2 separate regions of the Mus musculus genome follow, and region 1 is linked to region 2. A link is a contact called in ENCODE Hi-C or POLR2A ChIA-PET data. All regions are on one chromosome and are shown on one strand. Each heading gives the region's core, a stretch centred on a gene start or an enhancer-like site at or near the end of the contact. The rest is flanking DNA. Distances are from core to core; before and after follow the strand shown. Region 1 has its middle 19 kb from the start of Zfp52. Region 2 holds the start of Zfp54 (zinc finger protein 54).

Region 1 (2,700 bases), core at 120-2,619, 94 kb before region 2:
ATGCAACCGAAACACCACAAATGTGTTGCAGACCAGACAGCCTCTTCAAACAATGGTACTGGGAAAAGTGTCTATGGGCATATAAAATATGAACCTGGGTCCAATTTTCTCCTATCATACAAGGAATCAGACTTTCATGTGTGATCTGAAACAGTGAATCCTGTAGATTAACAGAAATAGGCAACACTTGATATAAGAACTGACTGACAAAATATACTATGTAAAAATTTAAAATTCAGGGAAATAGTAAAATTAAGTATGAAGAGATAGCTTATCCAGCAGATATATTTACTTTATGTGTTTATAGTATCTATATATTATATTTATTATATTATATTATATATGGTATAGTATAGTGTAGAATAATGGACTAAAATCCAGAATCTATTTAAAAGCAAATAAAAATATAATCAATAAATAAGTATATTCTGCTTATTTATTTTGCTCAGCATCTGCTGGAAGGGAAAATGTGCACATATTAAAAAGCTCTGCACATATTAAAAAGTTCATAAGATATAAAAGATATATAATATAAAGAGATTCCAGTTCTACCCAGTCAGTGTCCATACTCAAGTTCCTACACAATAACAAATGAACTTCTTTCAATTAATATTCCCTATACTAAACAGGTAAACAGACTACACTACGCAAAAAAGAAAAATGACAGCAGATATTAAAAGATATTTTCTACAAAAGATTTCATATCTAAAGATAAAAAATATTGAGAAAGATTTCTTTAAATGCCATGAATATGGGGTTCAGTAAAGATGGCTAGTGATCATAACTATAGTAGTGACAGAAAAGTCAAAAGTATTAACATACAAAGCAGAGAGTATTAGGAAATGGTAAAGAGTCCGTTAGATAAAAAGTCCTTGATCAAGAAGGGTGCATGTCACCAAACACAGAATGCATATATCCGCATCAGACAGAAAACAGAAAAATATGTAAAACCTAAAAACTGGTACATTGCCTCTTGTGCTTTTCAGACATGACTAATATCTAAAAGTTCTACAGGGATGCCAAGTCACTAAGTATATATATATATACCCTGGGAGTTAGCGTGGATGAGTGTAAATTCCAAGAGCTTGGTCCGTTTCACCTCAACAAAGAGAACTGATATTCTCTTAGAATATTCTAATAAGAATATTTTGGTAATCAGAAGATCAAAACAAAAAACAAGCAAACAAACAAAAACCAGGATTACTCCACTTTATATGAGCTAAAATGTATCCACAAGGGAAGACATCCACCGCAGAATTTCAGAGCCAGCTTCCTCAGGAACAGAAAAGAAACTGCTCCTTCCTGTTTCCTAGCCCAGCAGCTCTGGTAGCCTGGCTGCAGTTCCAGCTGCGCTGCTGATTGCTGACTGACTCTCCCAGGATGCCCCGCGGCACCCGCGGCACCCGCGGCAGCCAGGAATTTTAGTTTCCCCCAAGTCCACCGTATCTTTCGACCCCAGATCTGCACCACGCGATTACCCACGGTGCAGGACCGCGTGCACGGGGGAAACCTGTCGAAGCGACTTCTGGCTTTGGCTCTAGGTAAAACTTCTCAAACTTCAGTAATTTAGCGTCCCAGCTTCCACCCACGTGTTTCTCCTAATTCCTCACACTCTACACAGTTCCCCTACACATCTCCATTAAGTCGAAAATCCTCCCAATGTGCTTCCGGATCTCCGATCTCCAAATATGTTTCCGGGTGAGCATCTGCGCCCCATCAGAGACCAGTCCTTCCCACTTTGTCTCAGGCTGCCTTTCACACAGCTCCAGCTTTCAGGCTGCTCCGGCTCTGCACAGCCTCCACACACTCTTGTGAGAGCGCCGACCACAAGTGTTTTTGGAAGGACGCTCCACCCGGTATCTGAGCCCCACTCGGGGTTCTAAACCCTTTAGATAAACGACAGCTCCCACCCCCGCCCCACCACCACCAAAACTGGAGCAAGAGCTGTCCCTGAATTAGTTGAATGCCTGTGGATTCCTTCCCCTAACCCAGTCGCCTTGTCTGACCTTAGTCAGAGAGGATATGCTTAGTCCTGCAGTGATTATGTGCTGGGCGGGAGGGGCTGGGGGGCGCTAGTGAATACAGGTGTGGTGGGAATCCCTCTTCTCAGAGGAGAATGGGTGCGGGGAGGGGAAAAGCTGCGAGGGACTGGGGAACTGATTTGGGTAAGGTGAATTATAAAAAAGACAAACAGCCTAACGTCTCCACTGGACTACCAACCTCTGGCTTATATATTTCATACCAAACAATAATAGACTAAATTCAGAAGCGAGAGTCCCATCCCCAACACACAAACATTAAAAAGCCAAAACAAAATACTGAAATATGAACTTGGGGAGAGATATTTAAAGAACTTGGATTTTGAAAAGAAGTAAGTGGTAAGGCCTTTGCAACAGCCTAGGGGTGAATTAATCCCGCGCTGTACTGATTTCCCCAATAGATGGCGGTCTTGTCATTTAAGTCTTCTGTGACAGCGATGCTTTGAGAGGAAAAAAAGAGAACGTTCTGTTTTCCTTTTTTTTTTTAAATGGAGTGGTGAATGCAGCCTCTTGGCTGTCGCAGATGCAGAAAATAAGTGAAGTATGTGTTCCCAGGCCTAAAAACGTCAGCTACACCACCCCATCTCTAGCTCTGGGAACAAGGAAGAAGAGGTGGTTAGAAAATAAGGGAAAGGTTAAGACACACCATTCTCTAGACTCC
Region 2 (2,700 bases), core at 72-2,571:
GCGTGAACCTCACTTCCAATCACAGCTTCTTGAAAACTTATGGGTAGAAATGAAACTGGATGATTGGAATGAGAATAATATACACTAATAAAGTTCTGAACTTATCATGAACTGAAAATGATGGAAGCCTTTGTAGCTTGATCATGGACTTTTTTTTTCTCTCTCTCTCTCTTTCTCTTTAGGACAGCAGCTTGGCCACTTTCTGACCCAAGGGGCTGGAAATGGCAGTTATGGCCCTAAGAGAAACCTGGGGATGATGCTGGGGTAGGAGGGGAGGCTAGTCATTTCAGTGCCTCCAGGGCCTTAAAACCTGGAAATCCCTTCATTACTCAGTGTTAACAGATTACATTGTTCCAGCTTTAATGACCAAGCAATACTTCAGGACCCACTGTTCTTTTCCAGTACGTCATTTCACATGCTCCAAAGACACTATAAACACCCATCCCTCTGCCTAGCCTTCCAACTCTCTTCCCTTTCAGAGTAGCTGCCATTCTGTTTATCTGCAATATATCTCTTGCACGATGTTTGTTGTGTGGTGTGACTTTGTTGTATTGCTTTTGCTCCTGACTGCAAAGATGCCCTTGCTCTTAAAAATTCCTTACATGTTCCTTTCATTACTGATAGTTAAAACCTCTCCGTAGGTGCCAAGTTCCCAGGTATACAAAGAAATTAGTGTGGACTAATGTAAATTTCAGGAGCGTTGTCCTTTCTATCATAGCAAAATAACAAGAACAAAACAAAAACAACAACCAAACCAAACACGTTTGCCAATATTAACAGATAGTTTCAAATACTCCACTAGAGTACTTCTATAAGAAAAATTTGCCAAGAGAATAAATGGAAAAAAAATCAGTATTCATCAACTTAGTATGGTCTAAAATCTATGGGCAAGGGCAAGACATGAAGAGCAGAATTTTGAGAGCTGTCATTTTTATGAGTAGCCGAGGAAATATCTCACCCCTGTCTGATTCCTTCCCTTTCCCAGCCCCTTAGCTCCTCTAACCTGGTAGGTTACAGCCCTCCCCCACTGGGCTGTGGTTCCACCGGTTGGGCTGCTGCCTGCTGACTCTCCCAGGATGCCCCGCGCGGCACCTGAGGCTCAGGGTAGTTTTTTGCGTCCCCTTGAAACCCTTCTTGTATCCTCTGACTCCAGGTCTGCATCACAAGATTCTCCACGGTGCATGCCAGCGAGTTCCTCGAGGAAGACGTCCTTGCCACTTTTGGGTTTGGCTCCTCAGTCAACTTACCTAGGTTCACTAAAGAACAGTCCCAGCTATCACGCCACTCCTCTAATCCCAGCTCCATTCAACACACTTCCTCCACACAACACACTTCCTCCACACCCATATACTGTCCCCAACGGCTGTTTCCGGTGAGTGGCCCCACCCCCCCGGAGACAGGTCCCTCCCTATCAGTCTCAGGCTGCGGTCCACACAGTTCCAGCTGTCAAGCTTCTCTGAACCCGCTCTCCACAGACTCCCCACAAGTTTGCTGTCAGCGTAGACTAGAACTGGATCTGACAGGACGCTGCACCCGGATATCTGACCACCATACTGAGTTCTGAACCCTTCAGATAAAAGATAGCCTTACACCTCGACTTGACTACCAGCCCGTGAGCGACAAACTTATCCCAAACAATCCCAACACACAAAAATGACAAGTCAAAACCAAATCCTGAAAATTTGACTTGCGGAGAGACATTTAAAGAACTTGGATTTTGAAAAGAAATAGGTGTCTCAAGAAGTCAGTGAATTTATCTTGAGCTGCATGGCTTTCACCACTAGATGGTGGTCTTGCCATTTTCCTAATTCAGAGAGGAGTTTGTCTTCTGTGACTCAAGATAAAAGTGCTTTGAGATAAAACAGACTGTACTAACCCAGCATAATCCCAAAGAATAAACTAAACATTTTCTCTCCTGCCCACGAATAAGCTTAGTCTTCACCCCTTATCAAGAAACTTTTCTCTACTACAGAGACCACTGTAAAAAACTACAGTAATCACAATGCAGAGTTGTGATCATTATGGGGTAGGTCATTATGAATGTTTTGTCTACATTGCCCACTATAATAACTATGATCACCTTGTCTCTGGTGATTCGATGCTGCCACCTGGCCTTTGTTACCTTGGGGCAAAATTAAATCCATTACATTTAATTCATTCAATTGAGTAGCAGTATCTCCAACCCTAAGGTCTGGCACAAGGAAAAGGGCAAGAACAAAACTCTTCAAATGTGCTGTTGCCCCTCTCGCCAGTTTTTGTCCAGAGATACTAAGAGCAACAAGCCAGGCAAATCAGTTTTCTTATTTCCCTCCAAATTGTAGAAAACTTCGTGTACAGGGTCACCTAATTCACACCAGTCACAGTTGATGAATCAAGATAATCAAAGGCATTTGCATATAGTTTCCACCACTGGCCTCCTATATTCTCCAAGCTCCCAGGGGAGAAAGTATCTGGAGAAATTTCAGGAGTTGAAGGTGCCTAGTGAATTAGAAGATGCTGACAAATTATTAAACGGATTCCAGATTCTTAAGACATTCATTCTTATACTTCTGCTCCTCTAGAACCAATCCTGGTACCAACTTGTGTCTTAGTTAGGATTCTCTAGAGTCACATAACTTATGGAATATCTCTATATACATTAAGGGGATTTATTGTAATGACTTACAGTCTGTAGTCCAACTAACCCAACAATGGGAAGCT

Evidence for each region. A loop is a pair of places that touch in the nucleus more often than their neighbours do. ChIA-PET counts read pairs that join two places held with the same protein, here RNA polymerase II (POLR2A).
Region 1: a loop to region 2 is called in a map of gastrocnemius, with 5 times the contacts of the local background. The contact joins the enhancer-like site here to the promoter of Zfp54 in region 2. A Hi-C loop is called at or near these places in 13 of 37 maps with a recorded cell type or tissue (CH12.LX, CH12F3, Patski and 6 more). POLR2A ChIA-PET finds 5 or more read pairs at or near these places in 2 of 5 experiments (Patski and embryonic stem cell).

What each region holds. Positions count from the first base shown.
Region 1 is chr17:21,515,637-21,518,336 of GRCm38, reverse strand. It overlaps a transcript of Zfp53 not described here. Among named protein-coding and RNA genes, the nearest start is that of Zfp52, 19 kb to the left of the region's middle. Within about 2 kb of position 1,369, at least 2 of the 3 ENCODE cell types and tissues checked have a DNase peak (open chromatin) inside an H3K27ac peak, as active enhancers do; they include gastrocnemius and heart, where a contact is called at or near this core.
Region 2 is chr17:21,421,865-21,424,564 of GRCm38, reverse strand. Zfp54 (zinc finger protein 54) reads right to left here and starts at 1,321. Exons shown (of 5, transcript NM_001379357.1): 1 at 1,248-1,321.